Linked DNA regions of Homo sapiens: region 1 is linked to region 2. A link is a contact called in ENCODE Hi-C or POLR2A ChIA-PET data. All regions are on one chromosome and are shown on one strand. Each heading gives the region's core, a stretch centred on a gene start or an enhancer-like site at or near the end of the contact. The rest is flanking DNA. Distances are from core to core; before and after follow the strand shown. Region 1 holds the start of STK16 (serine/threonine kinase 16). Region 2 holds the start of CDK5R2 (cyclin dependent kinase 5 regulatory subunit 2).

What was found. A loop is a pair of places that touch in the nucleus more often than their neighbours do. ChIA-PET counts read pairs that join two places held with the same protein, here RNA polymerase II (POLR2A). Pooled maps may share reads with other maps.
Region 1: a pooled map shows a loop between it and region 2 (3-fold over the local background). The contact joins the promoter of STK16 here to the promoter of CDK5R2 in region 2. A Hi-C loop is called at or near these places in 2 of 50 pooled maps. POLR2A ChIA-PET finds 5 or more read pairs at or near these places in 3 of 52 experiments (OCI-LY7, WTC11 and activated T-cell).

Annotation. Positions count from the first base shown.
Region 1 is chr2:219,241,123-219,246,871 of GRCh38, reverse strand. STK16 (serine/threonine kinase 16) reads right to left here and starts at 1,393. Exons shown (of 8, transcript NM_001330213.2): 1 at 1,076-1,393; 2 at 787-976; 3 at 1-215. The coding sequence starts at 872. It overlaps GLB1L (galactosidase beta 1 like), which reads left to right and starts at 1,428. Exons shown (of 17, transcript NM_001286423.2): 1 at 1,428-1,643; 2 at 3,229-3,370; 3 at 3,558-3,724; 4 at 3,954-4,104; 5 at 4,298-4,358. The coding sequence starts at 3,299. RefSeq lists enhancers at 1,252-1,681, 1,130-1,712.
Region 2 is chr2:218,957,312-218,962,843 of GRCh38, reverse strand. It overlaps CDK5R2 (cyclin dependent kinase 5 regulatory subunit 2), which reads right to left and starts at 3,178. Exons shown (of 1, transcript NM_003936.5): 1 at 689-3,178. The coding sequence starts at 3,023. The coding sequence ends at 1,920. RefSeq lists a silencer at 2,926-3,195.

The DNA of each region.
Region 1 (5,749 bases), core at 144-2,643, 290 kb before region 2:
AGAATGGTAGCAGCAGCCAGGCCTCATGCTTAGCACCCCGTTCCCTCAGACAGTAAGCCACGAGGCGAAGGATGTTGGGGTGATTGAAGAGGCGATGCATGTCGGCTTCTCGCTGGGCCTCCTCCCGGTCCTGCTGCTCGTGACACAGGATTCGCTTCAGGGCGTAGAAGTGTCCATCATGTAACCCTTCCACTAGGTCCACATAGCTGAACCCACTGTGGGCCAAAGGGGTCAATAAAGGGCCATGGTCATCTCCCACATGGCTTGGACCTAGAGAAATTTCCTGGTGGGGAGTGGGGTGTCCTTCCCATTTAGCAGAAACCTTCCCAAGATGTGGCTCTAAGAGAAATCTGAAGAATATTACACCGTGAGCTCCTCAGGAGCAGAGATATAGAAATCTTTGAGGTCCTATGGTCGTAATAGAGACCTCTGCACTTGACAGATGCTAAATAAATAATAGCCAACACTTATCAAGTACTTGTCAACCCCGCATTGGGTGAGACATTTTATACACATTATCTCATTTAATCCTCACAACTCCATCAGTGAGGGATAATAATCATCTCCATTAAGCTGATGAAAAAAACATGGTTTATCAAGGTCACACGAGGTGGATTTAGCAGGCCTGGCTCCAGAATCCACCTTCTTGATACTGTGTAGCTAGGTTCTGTCAGGTGAGAGAGGACAGGGATAGGGATAAAACCCTTGTGCCCCAAGCATATGCACACCGCTGTCCTTCAATGATCATAAACTTGAGGACTAGTTAACTGACTTCCAAACACTCACCCCTCCCCCAGTTTCTGGATGAAGAGGTAGCGCTTATTGTCAATGATGACAGTTCCCCGAGAGCAGACACACAGCGCGTGGCCCATAATGTCTCAGTCATCCTCTTCAAGGACGGTCTGAGGCTACCGAAGAGCTCGTCCAGGGTGAGTGGGCTCTTCCAGGAGATGCGCTGGGGGCCCAGCGGATCATGCTGGAAAGAAAACAACGGCAGGGTCACAGGTCCGGCACAATCCAGACGACCCATGAAGTACCAATGCGGAGAGCTCAGGCCCAGGTCTCTGGAACCTACACTATAGTGTAGAGAAAACAGGCCCTGCTCCGTCGCCAGCTTCAGGGGTGGGGTCAGGCGCCTTACGGCCTCAGGACACACAGCGGCTACCGGGCCACTTCCTCCAACCCCAGCCCATCTTTGGGCAGCCCCCGCTCCCACGCCCATCGCGCCGCAAAAGCAGAGCATAGCGTAGTTTCAGAGGACGTGCGAGGCTCAGGCCCACTCCTGGCAGGGCCCACCCCGGTCTAGGAGCCCAGAGCCCGGGATGGGCCATCTGCACTGCCGGACTGACCTGGCTCGGGCCAGAGAGAAGCGCCACCGACCGGAAGCAGTGCTGACATCATCAGTCCGCGCCGGCGTAACGGCCCGCGGTATCTCAGCAACCGCTGGGCATCCGGAGGATGTGGGGACGCGGAGCTGAGAGGCTCCGGGCTAGCTAGGTGTAGGGGTGGACGGGTCCCAGGACCCTGGTGAGGGTTCTCTACTTGGCCTTCGGTGGGGGTCAAGACGCAGGCACCTACGCCAAAGGGGAGCAAAGCCGGGCTCGGCCCGAGGCCCCCAGGACCTCCATCTCCCAATGTTGGAGGTAGGAGGCTTCATACCTCTGGCGCTCTGGGGCAGAAAGCGGCCAACTACACTGCAGCCTGGAGGGGGATCCAGTGAGGGGCGGGTCTGGTGGCCTGGTCTCCTGATCCCGTACAACCTTCTGGGCTCTGGCCTGTATCCCACTACCCCTAGTCTCAGTGGTTAAGAGCTCAGGCTTGTGAACCAGACTTCCAGTTTCTAAATTGAGTGTTAATAGCATGCTAGCTGTGTAACCTCGGGCAAGTTACTTAACCTCTCGGATCCTTACTTTTGGTAGCTGTAAAATAGGTATAATAGTACATAAGGTTAAGTAGCTTAACTGTGAGGCCAGACTGACTAGTTCAAATGACAGCTCCGTTAACGTAGTTGTGTGACCTTGGACAGGCTACTTAATGTTTCTGTCCTTTCCTCTCCTCCTCTGTAAAATGGAAATAATTATCTACCTCATGGAGTTGAAGATTAAATGAGATGTACAGTGTTTAATACAATATCTGACACATAGCCTTCAGTACGTGTCAATAAACCGTAATTATTATTACCCTGATCTTCACATCCCATTCTTGAGACTGTAAAGGCAAAAGGAACGGAAATTCACAGATTTTCGAGCTTTGGCACAAAGCAGTTGTCCTTAATATCTGTTGCGGAGGCAGGCAGGGGTAAGCTGGAGAGGGGTGCACTTCCAAAGAAGGTGGAATGGCCAGGAGGGAATGGCTGTTTTGCTGAAACAGGACTCTCCAGGAAAGAGGTCCTTCTTGTGACCTGGTTCCTCCCTTCCACACCCCGGATCACCCTGAAGATTTTCCAATGGTTTCCCCTGGTTCTGAACCTGTTTTAGCCTTTTGGTTATGACATTGATTCATCCAGATTTAACCTACTATATACCCGGCCCTGTGCTAGAGGCTGAGGATTTGAGATGAACAGGGCACTCCCTGTCCTCAGGGAGCCCAGTCAAGTAAAGCCATGCTTCTCAATTTTGAAGGTGCCTAGGATCACCTGGGAATCTTGTTAAAATACAAATTCTGATTCTATAGGTCTGAGGTAGGATCTGAGATTTTACATTTCTTTTGTTTGTTTGTTTGTGTTTTTTGAGACAGAGTCTCGCTCTGTTGCCCAGGCTGGAGTGCAGTGGCAGGATCTCGGTTCACTGCAACCTCCGCCTTCCGGGTTCAAGCAATTCTCCTGCCTCAGCCCCTACCCCCACCCCCACCCCCACCCCCACCCCCACCCTCGGAGTAGCTTGGAATACAGGCGCGTGCCACCAGGCCCGGCTAATTTTTGTATTTTTAGTAGAGACAGGGTTTTGCCCTGTTGGCCAAGCTGGTCTTGAACTCCTGACCTCAAGTGATCCACCCGCCTCGGCCTCCCAAAGTGTTGGGATTACAGGCGTGAGCCATCGTGCCCAGCCAGATTCTCCATTTCTAACAAGTTCCCAGGTGATGTCGATGAAGCTGGTTCGTGAACTGCACTTTAACATGATGTAGAAATTTTACAAACTAGTAGAGTAAGGGGGTGGCTGCAGGCTGGAGAGGAAGTCCAGGCTAAACGCCTGGCAACTTGAGGTGGTTTCCGCCCCCTTGCTCGCTGAGGTTCCCTCCCAGGAATCCGACACGTGACGGTCTGTCCGCCGTCTCAGACTAGAGGAGCGCTGTAAACGCCATGGCTCCCAAGAAGCTGTCCTGCCTTCGTTCCCTGCTGCTGCCGCTCAGCCTGACGCTACTGCTGCCCCAGGTAAGATGAGACGGTGAACCAGCCTGCCGGGTGCGGTGAGCGGGATCAGATCCAGCGGATGAGAGAAAGTCCAAAGTAACAACCAAACAACCCGCAGGGCTAGTTCCATCTCTTCCGCTCTTGGCAGGCGCTGACCCTCGACGCTCCCTCCAGGCGTCTGCTGAGCAGCGTCTCTTTCTCTTTATAGGCAGACACTCGGTCGTTCGTAGTGGATAGGGGTCATGACCGGTTTCTCCTAGACGGGGCCCCGTTCCGCTATGTGTCTGGCAGCCTGCACTACTTTCGGGTACCGCGGGTGCTTTGGGCCGACCGGCTTTTGAAGATGCGATGGAGCGGCCTCAACGCCATACAGTTGTAAGAAGTGCTCGCAAGAGCCGCGGAGGGATGGGATCTACTTTTTCTACCGCCCCCTTATAAAGAAGGTCGGGACAGGAAGACTGCCAGGACTCCTAGGCCAAGGGTGGGAAAGGGCAGGCCAGGACCTCCTTCCAACCGCTTCCTGGAGATTCCCTGCAAGGCCTGAGCCGTTAGGCCTCCCTGGCGTCTCTTCACCTTGGTTCCTATTAACCTCTTCCTTTCTCAGTTATGTGCCCTGGAACTACCACGAGCCACAGCCTGGGGTCTATAACTTTAATGGCAGCCGGGACCTCATTGCCTTTCTGAATGAGGCAGCTCTAGCGAACCTGTTGGTCATACTGAGACCAGGACCTTACATCTGTGCAGAGTGGGAGATGGTGAGTTAGCTGGAGAAGGGATAGAACCAGTTATCCTTGTGCAGTTCCTAGACTACTCCCATCTGCCCACACTCTAGGGCCATCTCCAGCACTATATTCAATTCCTTCCCTTCCTTCCTTCCCTTCCTAGCTTCCCCACCACACCCCAAAACAAAACCTACATGCTTCTTTGTTCTCTTTATGTTTGTCTCAGGGGGGTCTCCCATCCTGGTTGCTTCGAAAACCTGAAATTCATCTAAGAACCTCAGATCCAGGTGAGTTGAGACAAAGGATTTAACACAGAAGCAAGTAAGTAAAATGGGCTATTTGGGTGCCAAAAGCAGAAGAGACCATTCCCAAATTGGAGGTCATCATTCATTTACCAAGTGTTTCCTTCATGCCCAGCAGGATGCTAGAAACTGGGGGACCAGACAGACCCCCATCCTTGTGCCGTAAAGCTTATAATATAGTGGAAGAAACTGATTAAAAAAAAAAAAAACAGCTGGGCGCGGTGGCTCATGCCTGTGATCCCAGCACTTTCAGAGGCCCAGGCGGGTGCATGACCTGAGGTCAGGAGTTTGAGACCCACCTGGCCAACATGGCAAAATCCCATCTCTACTAAAAATACAAAAAATTGGCTGGGCGAGGTGGTGGGCACCTGTAATCCCAGCTACTTGGGAGGCTGATGCAGGAGAATCACTTGGGCCCGGGGGTCAGAGGTTGCAGTGAGCCGAGATTGAACAACTACACTCCAGCCTGGGTGACAGATTGAAGAGACTTTGTCTCAAAAAAGAGAAAATCCTATCAGCTGTATCTTGACAAACATTAAATTTAAGTGCTTTTTATCACCCCCATTGCCCCCACCCTGGTCCAAACCATCTCTCTCAGCTGGCTTATTTTATAGCTTCCTAACTGGTTTCCCTTGTTTGCCCTCTCCCCCATACAATCTGTTCTCAGTAGAGTAGCCAGTGTGATCCTGTTCAAGTATAAGTTTAAAGATACATCTCAGATCTTGTCATTTCTCTGCTTAAACCTCTCTAGTAGGTTCTCATCTCATTCAGAATATGAACCATAAATTCCTTAAAGTGGTAGGTCCTACACAATTGGCCCCAGTCACCTCCTCGACATTATTGCTCTTCTCCCCCATGTTCACTCTGCTCCAGCCACAGTGGCCTCATTGCTGTTCTTCAGACCCACCAGGCCTTGGGCTTTGAGGCCTTTGCATGTGGTGCTCCTTCATCACAAGCCTCCTGCAGAAGTCACCTTGGTGAGGCCTTCCTGGTCTCTCTCTCGCTCTCTCTATACATACATATATATGTATGTATATATATATATATATATATATACACACACACACACACACACACACACACACATATATATATATTATTTTTATTTTGTTTTATTTTTGAGATGGAGTCTCGCTCTATCACCCAGGCTGGAGTGCAGTGGCGCAATCTCGGCTCACTGCAAGCTCCACCTCCCAGGTTCACGCCATTCTCCTGCCTCAGCCTCCTGAGTAGCTGGGACTACAGGTGCCCACCAACACACCCGGCTATTTTTTGTATTTTTAGTAGAGATGGGGTTTCACTGTGTTAGCCAGGATGGTCTCGATCTCCTGACCTCGTGATCTGCCAGCCTTGGCCTCCCAAAGTGCTGGGATTAC
Region 2 (5,532 bases), core at 1,929-4,428:
ATCTCAGGCTAAATAGCGCATTTTCCTTCCTGTTTCAATCCCAGAGAATGGCTTCCTTCTCCCCAACTGCCCTTGTTTGCCCCTTCTTGGGGATAAAGGGCAAGGGTCTGAGTCTCAAGCAGGGATGGACCCCCCAAGACTCCTGAGTGGGCGTGCGACCTGGGCATCGTCGAAGCAGCCCCATGGTGGTTGGGGGATGAGGAGAGAAGTATGGCAGACAGGCCCCACTTGGGAGTGGTGAACACAGACTTAGGCCCGACTGTACTCTTGACCGATATATGGTGGGGAGAGATGGGGAGGAAGGGAAAAATAGCAATAAGGACTAGCTAGTTCTGCCTCAATGGGTCTCATCACAGAAAGGGCACAACTCCGCTGTCCCCATGATTCGGTCTCTAAGTGGCCCGGGCATTAATGAGGAGCTAGGTCAGACAAGATGGAGGCGGAAGTGGGGGGATGGATTCAGCTTTATCACCAGGCCTCACCCTCAGCTGCCTCGCTTTACTCTTTACTCTCTGTAAAATGGAAGCCGATGGCGGGGGTGGGGATGGGGAGGAGGAGAAGTTCTCAGGTACTTGATCTCCCCTACTAGAGCCCCATCTCTTGCCTTTCTGCTCTGTCTGTGACAGTTCCATTACCACTCCCACTCCCTCCCTCCCGGGGCCCAAAGAAAGACCGGCGCAAAACCATCTGCAGGCGCTTCCAGCGCTTTATAGTTCTTTCCGGGACAGACGGACAGACAGACAGTGCGGCCCGCTCTGTCGGCCCGCATCATTGGCACCTTGGACACGGCCCCAGGCCCAACTCAGTCCCTGGTACCCTACCGGGAGGATTCCGGTCCCGCCCCAGCTCAGCACCTCGGACAGTTCCCGGCCCAGCCTACCCCCCTCCCCCCTCCCTCCGCAAACAACCAAATAAATTAAAAGGGGCAGTGGGGAGGAGCAACAAAAAAGCTAAGGATAAGGAAGCGGGATGTCCCTCCTCCAAGGTAAGAAGTTTTCTTTTCCTCCCACCTGTCCACTGAGGCGCCGCGGCCGGGGTGGTCTCCCAGGTTGATTTTGCCTCCAAACCTCAGCCTCCTGAAAGAAGCCGGCAGCCCCTTCCCCCACACCCCCCAGCTCCCAGCATGCAACACGTTGGAAAAGGTGGGGAGAGGCGGTGGGGGTGGGGCGAGGGACCATCCTGGTGGCTGTCTGGATACCTGGGACTGCAGTTTCTCCTGGCACCTCAGTCGATCCAAATTAAAAACTAATATTCCCTTTGATCAGGGGAGAGGGGTGTGGTGACTCAGTCAGGAATAAAAAAATGCAAGCTGACACAAGTGGAGGAAGAAGGCAGACAGGAGGGAAGATGGTGACACATGACAGGAGCAACAAGAAGGGCAGATGGGGACACAGGTGCAGGAGGAGAAACAGGGGTCTACGGGGTACAGTCAGGCAAGGGGTAAGATGGAGATGCAGACACACAAACCCAAGGAACGGAAAATGGAAAGGCAGGGAGAGGGAGGAAGAAAGAGAGGAACAGGAGAGAGAGGGAGAGAGAGAGAGAGGAATGCAGACAGGAGGAAAAATGAAGACACAAAAAGGAGGCAAGGAAATGGATAAAACCGAGGGGGAATGGGCTGAAGGGAAGGGGGAGACCCCGGCAGAAATGGAGAAATGGGGGCGCAGACAGACGGGAAGAGTGAGGTTGGAGTGCCTTTCCCGCGCTCATCTTCCGTCCCCACTCCACGCCCAGCAAATCCAAACACCGCGGCCTCTGGTGTCCCGGTCTCCACTTTCCCCTGAGGGGCATGGGCGTCTCCTCCTCCGCCCAGCCGGGGCGCTGAGCGGCGGTAACAGCGGCGGTGGCTTTGTGGTCCCGGGGGGTCCGAGTGTGTGTCAGGGGCTGGGGCGGGGGATGGGCGCGGCCCCTGGGTATCCCTAGCGGTCCAGGTTCATAGTCCAGTGCTTGGTTCCGGCCGCGCAGCTGTCCCTGGCGGCCGAGGAGGCGGCGGGCGCGCCCCCGCTCGGTGGGCCCCCGCCGCTGGCGGCGGCCTCGCCCTCGTTCTTGAGGTCTTGAAAGACCTGCGTGAAGAAGTGGGGGTCGGCGTTGAGCCGCAGCATCTGCGGGCTGAGCCGCTGGATGAGGCGCAGGCAGCGCTGCCAGAAGCGCTCCTTGTCGGGCTCCACGAGGAAGGGCTTGAGTGGGTAGGAGATCTCGTTGCCCATGTAGGAGTAGGCGAGGTAGAGGCAGGTGAGGAAGGCGGCCTGCAGCTCGGCGGCCGACGCCAGCTCGTCCCCACGCAGCGACTCGCGGCACAGCAGGTACACGAACACCAGGTTTGCAGGCGTAATGAAGGCCTGGTCTTGCCAGCCCTGCAGCAGCAGCGAGCGGTCCACACCGCGGAACCAGCCCACCAGCTCGCCCGGGCTCAGCTCCTTGAGGCGATAGCAGCGTCGGCACACGAAGTCGCCCAGACAGCGCAGCAGCTCGCCGGTGGACGCCTGCACGATGACCCGCCGCGGCGAGCCGCCAGGCACCGGCGGCGCCACCTGCGGGGCTGGGGGAGGCGGCGGCGGAGGCTTTCCCCCGCCCGAGCCCGGCGGCTGAGCGGCCGCGCTGCCCCCCGACGGTGGCTCGCAGGTGGCGGCAGCCGCGGGCACGGTGGGCACTGGCACCGCCAGGGGCTTGGCGGTGCCGCCGCCGTCGGGGGGATCCCGGCCCTTGCGGAGAAGGTTCTCGCGGTTGCGTTGCTGGACCAGGGGGTCGGGGCCCGTGGATGCCGGCTTGGGTGTCACCTTCTTGCTGCCTTTCTTCTTCTTGGCGGACGCGGCCACCAGGCGCTTCCAGGTGAGCGCCGAGATGAGCACGGACGGCCGCTTGAGTCGGCTCTCGCCTTTGCCGCCCTTGCCCACTGGCGGCGCCCCGTAGCCCCCCAGCGCCTCGTCCCCCGCGGGCGGCGCCTTCTTCTTCTCCTCGGGCAGCCCGCCGGGCCTCCGGCCCTTGGCCGAGGAGGCAGGCGAAAGAGACAGCACTGTGCCCATCCTGCAGAGCGGGGCCGGCGCCCAGGCCCCAGCGGGAGCCGCGGGCGGCGCCGCTGCTACTGCAGCCCCGGGGGACCCGGCGGTGGGGGGCCTAGCCCCGGCCCGGGCGCGCGGACTGGCGGGGGAAGGTGGCTGCTAGGCGGCTCCGCTGCTCTAATCCTGAGCTGCGCCAGCTGCAGCGTCAGCCCCACCCCTTGGGCCCCTTTTTTCGTCGCGCCGTGCCCCGCCTCACGCGGCCAATCCGCTCCCGAGTTGCACTCCTGATGGGCAGCTCCAATGACCAATAGACTCTCGCACTTCAATTTCAAGTCCCGCCCCAATCCCCACCCTCCGCCCTGAGTCTTTTCCCTTCCCCCGAGCGGAGGAAGGGGAAGGCGGTGGTCGTCGTTCGAGTGGCCTCCTCAGGGTCAGAGTTGAGAAGGGGTGGTGGCTGCTCCTGCCTCCTCCGGATCCTAGGGCCTGGACCAGCTTGTTCTGATGCACTGGGTCGCGGTAGCAGATAAACCATGGGAACAGCTCTCCTTCCCTCTGCCTTTGAATTTGTGTGGGGGGCCAGTGTGAGCAGTGAGTGCCCTCACCGGATGCCCAGGTCCCAGATGGGTCGCGTTGCACTGGCTCCTCCAATGTGACTGTCAGGTCTGTTTCCTCTTCGCGACCCCACCTCGCCCCCCACCCCCCAGGTCGCTAGGGGGGCTGCAGCAGGCACATTTCTGCCCTGCCTGTTTGGGAGTCCTGGCAGAGCCTTCTTGCAGGTCACAACCCGCCTTCTTGGGGGTTCCAGCTTGAGGGGGAGAGGGGGAGCAGCAAGGTCTCAAATATGCCCCTGAGGCTTCTGCTTGCCGTCCTGATTCTCTGCAACTGAGCCTGTGGGGCAGACCCTTGGCTCTGGTCCCTGGGCAGCTCCTCTCGGTTGGTTGTCCCCACTAACACACACAGATCTCATACTTGGGTGGATGATGGATAAGGTTGGTCCCTGGGGAAACGCTAGAAATTGGATCACTTGGTCTACCCAGTCTTGGATAGTGAACGGAGCCTCCTGTGTGGACGGAAGCCCAAGAGGGTTGGACCAACCTCCAGCCCAGCCCTGGGTCCAGGTTGAGGTGGGTTTCATCATTAAATGCTTCCTGCAGGTAAGGTTCCAGCTGTCCCCACTCCCAGGAGCAAGCTGTTAGGCTGGGTCCTGTCCACTTCTCTCTGGGTCTGTCTGTTACCTCCTGAGTACCCATCAGCCCTTTGCCCTGGATTTTGGACTCCCCAGGCCTTACCTGCAGGTCTTGAGCACAGCTAGTTCTGGACCTATTCTATCTGCCTTGTTAGATCATGTCCACCCTTCTTGGAGCCTGCTCTCTGTGGCTCCCCCAGCACAAGAGCCTTCAGGCTTCTTAAGTAAGTGGACCTTGTAGGTGCATATGGGTTCCATGTGGAGCCAAACCCCTGCCTATGTATTTCAGTAAATTCTAAGGATTGCCCTTGGAGTCACCTCCATGCTCCTCACAGACCGCAAACATAGCTCCAAGGATCCACTGCTGTCAGGGTTGGTTTGTGCATATATGTGTGTGTGTGTGTCACTGCAGATAGGCTGTTCTAGAATCCACTTGGGCTGCAGTTCCAGCTACCAGAGGTACAGAATTTCCCAGCCATTCCACAGCCCCTGGTCACTCACACCCTCCTGGAGGCCTGTGGTCTGCCTGTCTCCATTCCCCTCCTCTTTACCACTGTGCACATGCAGCCTTGTACCTTCTCCCTAACTCAGCACCCAATATGCACTTTTTCAACAGGGTATCTCTGCTCCCTAGGATCTGATCTTTATTTTCTTGCAGCCCAAGCTGACCTTCCCAAACTCATTCTCCTCATAGTTCTTGAAAGTGTTCCCTCTTTTCAGCTCCTGTAATTGGCCCCACTTCCTCCTACAAGGTGTTCTGAGTCACTCTTTATCTGCCAACCAAGGAATAGTCAGTTCACCGGTAGTTAAGGACAAGCCCTGTAGAGACTGAGTTGCACTGGCGGAAACACTGGGCATGTGGATCTAAATGGCACATGAGTCCTTCCAGCGCTGCTCCCAGGAGTCCCTCACTGGCATAAGGCCTATTGTTAAGGTCATTTAGGACCACGTCTTCTAAGCAGCACCCACAGAGTGTCACCACTGTGGTACCCTATTCCCGGCCCAGCTCTGACCTCCTATTGTCCTCTTGGTCAGAACCAAGAATTTCCTCCTCTGCTTCAGGGACCCCAAAGCAGGTGCCTCAGAGGGTCCTACTCCCCTTCCTCACTTTCCACCTTGCTCTGCCTCCAACCCTGTTTCTGGCTCACATGCTCCCCACCCTCCTGCTCTGGTTATCTCTCCAGAATCTCTGAGCTCCTTCCACTGGGCCAGAACCCTCTCTCAGAATGTCAAGCTCTTGAACTCCCACCTCCTCCAAGAAGCTTTTTTGATAGATTGGAAGGGACCTAATACTCTTTCTGACTTCAGCCTTTCCAGCCTTTTCCCATCAGCAACAGTGGCTACATA